Regions from separate parts of the Mus musculus genome. Here region 1 is linked to region 2. Evidence: chromatin contacts called from ENCODE POLR2A ChIA-PET data. All regions are on one chromosome and are shown on one strand. Each heading gives the region's core, a stretch centred on a gene start or an enhancer-like site at or near the end of the contact. The rest is flanking DNA. Distances are from core to core; before and after follow the strand shown. Region 1 overlaps Ddc (dopa decarboxylase). Region 2 holds the start of Fignl1 (fidgetin-like 1).

Region 1 (5,193 bases), core at 2,509-5,008, 47 kb before region 2:
CCCAGAAGCCCATCTTGCAGGTGATTCCAGATCCTATCAAGTTGAAGATCAACACTAAATATCACAGCTGAGCATAAATGCTAAGGGGGAAGCAGATACCTGTTCACCGACTTTCCTCTATGATTTCTGGTGAGATGTCAGTTGTCAGTGTTGTTGTTTGCATTGAGATAATGAGGAAAGTGACTTTCTTCTTCCCAATTGCTTACAGTATTTGTCTTTCCTCTTTACTTTTGGGCAGTTTCACCATGACACAAAGGTTTTTGTTGTTGTTGTTGTTGTTTTGGTTTTTTTGTTTTGTTTTTGTTGTTGTTGTTGTTTTCGAGACAAGGTTTCTCTGTATAGCCCTGGCTGTACTGGAACTCACTTTGTAGACCAGGCTGGCCTTGAACTCAGAAATCCGCCTGCCTCTGCCTCCCAATTGTTGGGATTAAAGGTGTGCGCCACCACGCCTGGCTGACACAGTTTTTTATACTTACTCTATTTCCAATCCATGGGAATAAGGTGGAATCTAATATCAGTCTTGGGAAATACCCATTGTCTTTTTCTCGTAGTTTAGTTCAATCTGTTTCCTCTCCCCTTTCTTTCTGGGGCTATGGTTACATGCAGTTACATCTTTCTACTGAATGTCAGGGACCTCATAGACTCATCTCCATGCTTTGTGTCTTTAAAAACGAAATATATAGTTCAGTCTGACCTACCCATATTTTTCCAATGTTCTCTTTAGCTTGCCTAGTTAACTCATGAAAACTGTCATTTTAATTATAAATATTAAATTTTTAACTTTTAACTTTGAAACAATTGTGGGTTCATTAAAATTTGCAGGGGCTGGAGAACTGGCACATTGATTAAGAACATGTACTGCTCTTGTAGAAGACACAAGTTTAGTTCCCAACACCTGTGTCAGGTGGCTCATAGCTGCTTATAACTCCAGGAAAATCGAATGGCTCTGGCCTCTGTGAGTACCTGCACTCATATGCACATACCCATACACAGACACAAGCACATTATTTAAAATAATAAAAGAAAAAATTTCTTAAGATTACAAAATTAAAACAAAGGCATCCTAGACACTTCCACTTTCACACCCAAGTGTTAGGGTATGTAATGTTAGGACCAGGAAATTGGCACTGGCTTACTGTGCTTGTACAGTCCTGTCTTTATAGTTATCGAATCCTCTAACTACCCTCTGAGTTAAAACGCTGAAATGTTTTGGATGAAATGAAAGGATCCACTTTTCTGCTGCTCCTTCCTTTAATCTCACCTTGTCTCCCATTATCCTCACAATCTGTTCTGTGTTCTAAGTTTCCGTTGATACTGGGGATGTTATGCAAATGGGTCATATAGTCCATGAAAAGCTCAGAAGGACATCTTTTCACTCACTTTTGTGCCTTTACCATCTGTCTAGGTCCTTTCAGCTGCTCTACCACAGATTTGATACCAAGCTGTGTAGCTCACTACTTGTTCATCCACCACCTAGTGAGAAATACTTTAGTTGCTCCCATTTTCCACCCATGCACAGACAGCATCTGTGAACATTAATGCACAGATATTTGATTAGAGAAGTACTTCCATTTCTTTGGGATACTTTTTATAAGAAATTAATAGACTGCCTTGTCGTCCCACTATTCTTATTCTATTCATTTATTCTTGGTTGTAGTTCTATGGATAGGGGTATAATAACATCTCCTAGGGACATAATAATCACTTCTCTGGTGACTAACAATGTTAAATATCTTTTCATGTGGATATTCGCCATCCACACGTTTTTAGTAAAATGTGAAATTATTTTTTAAGTGTGTGCACGTGTATGTGTGCGTGAGCAGGTGCCTTCAAAGTCCAGAAGAAGGTACTGGATTCCTTTAGAGCTACAGTTAGTTACAAGTGGCTGTGAGCTGCCCCATGATGGTTCCTAGAAACTGAAATTGGAGCCTCTGCAAAAACAGTATGTGCTCTTAGATACTGGCCATCTTTCCAGCTCCTGTGTTGATTCTTAATTTTTTAAAAAATTTTAAATATATTGTTTTTATGAATTCACTGAGGATTTTGTACAATGCATTTTGATAATATTCACCCCAATTCCTCTCCCTAATTATTTTCGGAAATTACTCACGTCTCCCTACCCACTCACAAGCCTGTGTCTGTTTATATTATTATTATTTTATTATTATTATTATTTTAAATAACCCACTGAGTCTGTTTTGCATTGTCCAGATACTCATGGGGGTAAGACCGTCCAGTGGAGCACAGTTGACATATTAGGGGCCGCACTCTTAAGGAAAGCCGACTCTCCTCCCCCGGCAGTCATCAGTGTCAACCCTGGGTTGATTTTTTTTTTTTTTTTTTTTTTTTTTTGTAACAGATTGATTTTGTTAGAGCAGTTTTAGGTTGCTGCCTTGACAGAATACCTAACAGAAATAATTCAAGGAGGAAGGAATTATTCTGGCTCCTGGTTTAAGGAACACAGGCTATCAAATGGCAGCAGGGGCTGTTTGGAGGGCAGTTGGAATGTGAGGCAGCTGTTAAATCACATTAGCAGTCAAAAACCAGAGAGCTGAGGCTAGAAGGGAGCCAGCCAGGAACCCATAAGGCCTGCCCCACAATGACCCACTTCCCCTAGCTAGGCCCCATGTCCCAAATAGCCTGCCACCTTCTAAAGCCACCCCGCCATCTGCGTGAGTGTTGAAATACATGAGCCTGTGAGGGACATTCCACATTCAAGTCACAGGGCAGGCTCGCAGATTAAAAAATAGAACAGAAAGTTTCCATGCTGACTTGCATGTTTCCCAGATGTCTTCTCACAGGCTGTAGCCTGTTGTTCTAGTCTCTGAATTTGGGTCTTTTGTCTTTGGTGAGACAGATATCTAATTTTAGTGAGGTACAATTTATCCATTCCTTCCACAGACCAGACCTTTGGTGTTACACATAAAAGTTTATTAGCCAGTACAACGTAAAAAGACCTTTCCCTCCTTGGAGTAGTGCTAAATACTATTAAGACACAACACAACACAACACAACACTATCAGTGTTAACAAAACAGTCTTTAAGTACTCTTTGTTATGTCCCTTTTCTCATAATCAAACATGCAGAAGAATGGCCCAATTTGATTCCCTAATTAGCAGTGTTAGATTCTCTCTTGCTGCCTTAGCTGCAACAGAATTGTCAAATCAAAAAGTCAACTCCCCTTATGCCAGTGCCAACCATTGAGAACAATTAGTTCACAGACACCCTGAGAAAACTAAAGACTGCCATAGTTGATTGCCCCAACTAACTGAAGAATATAGCTTCAGTCAGGCAGTGCTGTTTGAAACAGTCCATGCCAGCCTATTTGCTCTCCCAGGCTTCCTTCCATAAACTATATCTCTATAACTCTGTTACCATTTCCACGTAGGACAAAACGAAACCACCACACTGGCCTAGCAAAGAAACTGCTCTGACTGGTGGTAAAGAGACAAGGTTGTGATTGATCCAAAAACAGGTCTCAGTGGGTGATTGGTGCTAAGAAGCAAGGTCGTATTGCTTCAAAACAAATGGCAGTTTCTGCCTTAATGCCTCTTCTCGGGTTGTACTCTCCGGCTTCCCAGCTCACTAAGTCTATCAGCCTCGATGCTTTGTACTGTGCTGCCTTCCCTGGTGTGGCCACATTAGGCCTAAGAAAGGGCTCTCTCCAGTGGGCTTTCCTTTTAGTAGTGAGGCTGAGCAACAGAAAGAGCAGAGCTGCCAGGATGGCCAAGGCGGCCGAGTGGCAGAGGCAGCGACAGCTGAGCAAGTTGGCAGGCTGGGCGGTGAGGGAGGCAAGGCAGCTGCTTGACAGCGGAAGAAGAATCGGATGAACGGTCTGAGAGCTGCTAGGGTGGGACACGAAGGACTGAAGAAGAGAGACAATTTTAGTGAGGTGCAATTTATCCATTTCTTCCACAGATCAGACCTTTGGTGTTACACATAAAAGTTTATTAGCCATTACAGTGCAAAGGACCTTTCCCTCCTCGGAGTGGTGCTAAACACTATTAAAACAAAACAAAACAGAAAACAACGCTCTCAGTGTTAATGAAACAGTCTTTAAGTACTCTTTGTGATGTAGTGGGCAGCTGAGACCAAAAAAGAAGAAAAGGGCATAAGGTGTCAGAAAAGAAAAACTGCAGGCCCTGCTTGCCAGAGGAATTCCAGAGGACTGTCAGGTCGTTAGGACCAAGGGTCTCAGAGGCCCCGGGGCTAGCATGGAAACACTGGCCAGAGTGTGGGGTTCAGGAATCCCAACTTCCTTGGCTACACAAGATTTGTGACACTGGTGGCTGTCAAGAGCTGAGAAATCCTTATACTCCTGCTGCCCACAAACTTCAACCCTAATTACAAGCAAGGGCTGAAAAATGCCAGCTTTCTAGGTTTACACAAGAGCTGTAGCACGTACAGGGCTCAGAGTCCCAATATGCAAGGCATGCATGAAGACTGTAACACTAGAAGGTACCACCTGCTGCTGCTCCCACCTGCTCGCTGCCATCACTCAAGGCTGCAAAACACCGAGGGAAACAAAGGGGCCCACAATTTGAAGGTTGTCTCCTTGGCTACACATTATTTCTGTATAAACAGAACAAAAGGACTCCAGCCAACTGATTCAACACCATGACCAGATAGATTTTCCTCAGTGTTACATTTTAGGCGCTTTGTAGTTTCCTACGGTATACTTAAATCTATAATCTATTTTCAGCCGAGTCTTGTGAAAGGAGTGAAATATGTTTAGAGTCCTTTGAGGGTGTGCATATGTGAGTCTTGTGATGGGCCATTGTTCCAGAATGGTCTGTTGAAAGACTATACTTCCTTCATTAAACAACCATTTCTCCTCCTTTAGCCACTGCCTGGCTTACATGTAGACCTATTTCTGGACCATTGGTCTGTTGTTGTTTTTTTCCTGTTTCTTTCTTTGTTTCTTTTTAAAGATTTATTTGTTTTATGTATATAAGTACACTGTCCCTGTCTTCAGACACACCAGAAGGGGGCATCAGATTCCATTACAGATGGTTGTGAGCCAGTATGTGGTTTCTGGGAATTGAACTCAGGAACTCTGGAAGAACAGTCAGTGCTCTGAACTGCTGAGCCATCTCTCCAGCCCTGTCTTGCTGTTTCTAAGACCATGCTGTCTTGGTTATTTCAGATTCATTTGTTATTATTTACCACGAGACTCATGGCTAATATCAAGTT
Region 2 (5,139 bases), core at 2,571-5,070:
CACATTTAAAAATAGCAACTCAATACCTATTTAAAAAATTCCATAGCTGGGCGTGGTGGCGCACGCCTTTAATCCCAGCACTCGGGAGGCAGAGGCAGGCGGATTTCTGAGTTCGAGGCCAGCCTGGTCTACAAAGTGAGTTCCAGGACAGCCAGGGCTATACAGAGAAACCCTGTCTCGAAAAACAAAAAACAAACAAACAAAAAAAAAAAAAAAAAAAAAAGGAAAAATTCTATGAGGTAAGCTGCATGGCAGTGGGGGGTGGGGGGTGGGGGTTGGGATTTGGTGCTTATGGGACAAGATCCATTTATCTTCCTGGGTAAACCTTGCCTTTGATCCCAACTATACATTATTCAGATAGAAGTCAGTATTCCAAAGCCAGGCAGGCATAGTGCTTTAGTGCTTTACTGCTTCCAGTGCTTAGAAGCCAGAGGCAGGTGGGCAGATCTCTTGAGTTCAAGGCCACCTTGACCTATAAAGCGAGTTCCAGGACAGTCAAGGCTACACACAGAAACCTTGTCTTGAAAAATCAAAACCAACCAAACAAAAGCGAATTGAGAATGCCGGGACGCGTAGCAAGTGCATTTAAATCTGTGCCTACTGCAGTTGCTCACTGGAGCACAGTGACCTCTGGTGGCAGTGATGCGTGATGCTAGACCTCAGGTTTTCACTGATTCCAGGCACTTCAACCTGGAGCTGAGAAAGCCCTAGACTTATCTGGACACAGCAGACAGCCAACAAAAGGCTTATCCTGGAACATCTCTTGTTTAGAACGTAGCAGAGAAAAGGCTTCCTGGAACTGGAGATCCAAGTCAGGCTGACTGAATACGAGTCAGCACACAGAAAAGGCCGAGATAGAAGGACCTGGGAAAGGGATATAGGACAAGACCCCAAGGCAAGGCAGGATTGAACTTTTAACATTGATTGAATCCAATCAATGGCATAAACTCAAAAATGGTATTACTGGTATTCTACTCAGAAAGTTCACATTTGAGGAAACATGGTACTTACCCAATAGCATTTTGGCCTAATGATTGCTGTATTAATTTTTTTAAATGAATAATATAAATTCCCAAATATTAATAGTGTTTACTTCTTTGGTATCAAAATCTGTTTCTTGAGCACTTCTCTCTGTGTGCCATAACCTACCCTTGTAAAAAGTAATGGGAAAAACAATACAAAATTACTAGCAAAGTAAGTTGCTTGCATAAACTGGTAATATTTGAAAAGGTCTTTTTAAAGAAACTTGTGTTGTTCCCCAAAGCAGACATGCAATAAACAGTCACAAGAAGAATTATGGCATGACCCCATAGCCTGTTCAAACTAGAAGCAGAAGAGTCCACACATGGACCAGTTTTTCCTAAACACAGCAAATTCACAGCAGCCAGAGGCCAAACTACCTCAGCTTGACTAAGTCTGCTCTAACCTCACAAGAGAAATGAGCTGAAGTGAGCTGAATCAACCTGTCAGCTCCTTTCCGACAGGCTCGGCTCCCTGCGTTACGAAGCTCACCCTTCTGTTCCTGCCCAGTACCGGCTCTTGTTCTGTTTTGTAGAGTGAAGGTTGCCCCGTTCGGGAATATAAAGGCTAACGAGAACTTTGTCAGACTTGTTAAAATTCTGCCTCTGGTCGTAGGGGAGAGCACCGTCTAATGAAAACTTTTCATTAGGACTGTATGTTCCATTCATGTTAGACTGTATATCCGAGGAATGGCTGGCTACATCTCCAATCTTCACGGGTCCTCTTTCACCAAGGCATGTTTGAAGTGGATTTCAGGATCCAACTGTACTCGGGGAATCTCAGAAAAAGAGACAGATTTAATTTTGTCCCATCTTCTTTCCTATCTCTACAACAGCCCACTTCTCACATTGCTTACAAACATAGTTTTTTTTTTTCTTCCCTGAGACAGGGTTTCCCTGGCTGTCCTGGAACTCACTTTGTAGACCTCTGGCCTCGAACTCAGAAATCTGCCTGCCTCTGCCTCCCGAGTGCTGGGATTAAAGGCGTGTGCCACCATGCCCGGCCAAACACAGTTTTATAAACACTTATTATTGTGTGTTTGTGGGGAAAGGACATGTGCCTAGAAGTCAAAGGACAACTGTGTGGAGTTGTTTTGAATCCTTCCACTTTTTCGTGGGTTCTGGAAGCCACACTAAGGCCACCAAGGTTGCACAGGAAATAAATACCTTTACCTGAGACATCTTGCTAGCTTACAAACACAATTTTTCTGGCAGAGGATGCATATTATTTGGGATCATTTTATTTTCTCTGATCAAAACAAATTAGCCAGCTGAACTGTAACAAGCATTGTCTGAGATTATGGTTATAAACTCATAAATACATAAACAAGAAGAAGCTCTCCCACCAAGGACCAGTTCTGTCTGCTTAGGTGGCAATTTCTTTCTTGCAGGTCCAATAACTTCTGACCATGAAAATAGAGTCTATCAAAAGCAGTTTGTGTTCTCGGTCAGCAAGTTTACTACTTGCATAGCTTAAGCCTTAAACTCTTCCACAGTAGACACTGGGTTGTGAGCCTAACAAAGCCAATTTAAAAAAGACGGACGCCAGAGAATAATGTTGCTTTTTGCAGGATTCCTGGTCTTATAAAAAAATAATTAAAACAAAACAAAACCCAGACTCAGTAGGAAACCGAAAGGCAATTTTGAATTTAGGGGAAAAATAAGACAAGCTAGACATGTTGGCAGCCTCTGGAGGAGGCAGACGGATAAGGGGAAAAGAGACCATGCTTTTGGAGTTAAAGGTCAGAAAGGCAGGCAGGCTCAACAATGCAGGCCTGGGAATGGCTGCATGGGTAAGGAAGGTCTTCAGCCTGATTAAAAATGCCCAGAGCCGTAGAGCAAGCAGGGTTAGGAGTGTTGGTCAGTATTTGAAGGAGATAGGATGAATAAAAGAAAAGTACAGTTTTCCCAGTGAAAACAGGCAGGCTTAGCGATGAGGGTTGTAGACAAAGAAACCAAAAAAAAAAAAAAAAAAACCACCCAACAACCCAGCACAGCCCCCCTCCTCTCCCCTCTCTGACAATCAGCTCCCGACTGCTTGGAGCCTGACCCAATGGCTTGTTATGCCTATACAAACAATTAAGAACCTAACCCTTGGTGACCTCTCCCCAAATTGCAAGCCGTCTTGGTTGGTAATAGAGAGGTGGGGGTGGGGTGAGGTGGGGCCCAAAGCTATGAGGGGAAAGTTCCCTCGGTGACTCCAGGACTGTCCATGTTTTAGCTACCTACGATTAGTTTTTTTAAAAAAAAAAAAAAAAAAAAGCTCTTCAGTTCTTACTGGACCCCTGCCAGCTACTACTTCGGTAATCTCGGTATTCCGTCTAATGCTGGCTGTAGCCTTTGCTAAACCTTCCTGTATTCGAGTCTCACTATTTGATAGCTGCTGCTGAACTGGTTAAGGCCGGAGGGCGCCGGGGCGGGCAGGCTCTGGAGTGGCGGCCCGGAGGCTACACCTCCCCTTCCCCCTCCCGGGCCGCTTTCGCCCTCCCAGGGGACTCGTGCTCTCTACACTCCTGAGCTTTCTTTCCTCTCTCACTGCCTCTGCCTAGGTGCCTTTGCAGCACCTAGCTCGGCAAAAAGAACATATTAAGGCTGCAGTGAACGGGAAGCCAAGGGTTTGCTTAGATTTATCGCCACCGCGCGGGCTAAATCTCCCTCATAGAGCGCGGGCCGGAAACCCAAATTCCCGCGTTAAGGCCTGGGCGGTGACCTCAGGCCTTCCGAGACTCCGCCCTCACGCTGCGTGCAGCGCGCGCTCAGCCGCCCTTACTCTACACGCATGCGCAACGCGGGCCGAGCCGTCACTTCGCGCAGGCGCACTTCGAAAGGCGCGCTTTTCGGTGGCTGCGGTCCCGGCAGGGAGCACAGGTGGGCCCCGGTAGGCTGCTGTTCGCCGCTAAGCCGGCGGGCGGAGGCTGTGGTTGCCATGCCGGGTGTACTTTGGTTTTGTTTTCTTCTGTCCGTTCTTGGCCTCGGGTTGTCGGAGAGGGTGGCCTTGGGAAGCCCGCGGCCAGACGGCGGCTGGGGCTGAGGGACGCCGTTGGGCGTGACGGTTTGGGGTCAGTCAGCCACAGCTACCCCCCGCTAGGACTGCTGGGAATGCTGTAGCTGGTTTGCCACCTAAATGTACTCATTTTGAGTTTCGTGCTTTCGGCAATACTAACACAGGTGAATTTTCTCCGAAAATCAGAAATGCTCCAGCATCTGAACTTGACGCCTAAAATAACATCCTCATCATGAAACTTTTTTTTTTTTTTTAAATTCATTCCTGCTCAGAAAATAGTATCTACAGTTAACCGTCTGGTTATGTAGCTAATGTATATTTTAAGTATACGTGAGTTGTATTTAGAATGGAGTCCCCTACCTGATGTATGTGTCAATACCTAGAAATCAGACACACTCCTGACCCCGAGCAGTTGGACTAAAGATACTTTTCAGTTGTGATAACTGGTTCCAGGCCATACGCAGTCGCTACGGCCTGAGGGGGGAACCTTCCAAAGGGAAGAAATAATAATTCATAATCTATCATATTTCTAAGTTCTGGGGACCCTATAATGCAACAACCTGTCAGCTAAATAATGGTGCACGCTGTTTCTCCCCAGGTGACGACATAGCTTAAGAGATATTCTCAGAGTCACTGCTGAAAGAACAGATTATGTATTCAGAATTCAGGGCCTGGGAAATGGCTTAGTGGGTCAAAGCTGCCGAACCTGAGGACCTGAATCCCTAAGAACTGTCCTGGTAAAAAGAGAAAATTCAGTTCCTGCAAGTTGCTCTCAGACTTCCCCAATTTATTACAATTAATTAAAACTTTTATGTCCAGTGTCTAAAGCTAGGTCTTACAGCTTCAGATCCTGTGTTCTAAATTCCTATGCTACTTTGCCACTAGTAAACTAGAGTTCTGTAAAGTTCAAAAATGATGTCTGGAATATAGTAGGCCCTCCAGTTTTTAATCATTTTAGTGGATACCATGAACTACGTACTAAAGAAAATCTAAATACAATGAGAAGTAGTTCTTGTTTGCAGAAGCTTCCTGTCTAGTTTGAATGACCAAAACATTCTTAATCAGAAAATTAACAAAGTAAAGAAAATTGAAATGTAACTCGGTTGCCCATACTTT

Evidence for each region. ChIA-PET counts read pairs that join two places held with the same protein, here RNA polymerase II (POLR2A).
Region 1: POLR2A ChIA-PET joins it to region 2 with 14 read pairs in embryonic stem cell. The contact joins the enhancer-like site here to the promoter of Fignl1 in region 2. POLR2A ChIA-PET finds 5 or more read pairs at or near these places in 4 of 5 experiments (Patski and embryonic stem cell).

The regions. Positions count from the first base shown.
Region 1 is chr11:11,854,506-11,859,698 of GRCm38, reverse strand. The region is part of intron 6 of Ddc (dopa decarboxylase); the gene reads left to right. Among named protein-coding and RNA genes, the nearest start is that of 1700042O10Rik, 11 kb to the left of the region's middle. Within about 2 kb of position 3,758, at least 1 of the 3 ENCODE cell types and tissues checked has a DNase peak (open chromatin) inside an H3K27ac peak, as active enhancers do.
Region 2 is chr11:11,807,643-11,812,781 of GRCm38, reverse strand. Fignl1 (fidgetin-like 1) reads left to right here and starts at 3,820. Exons shown (of 3, transcript NM_021891.3): 1 at 3,820-3,887.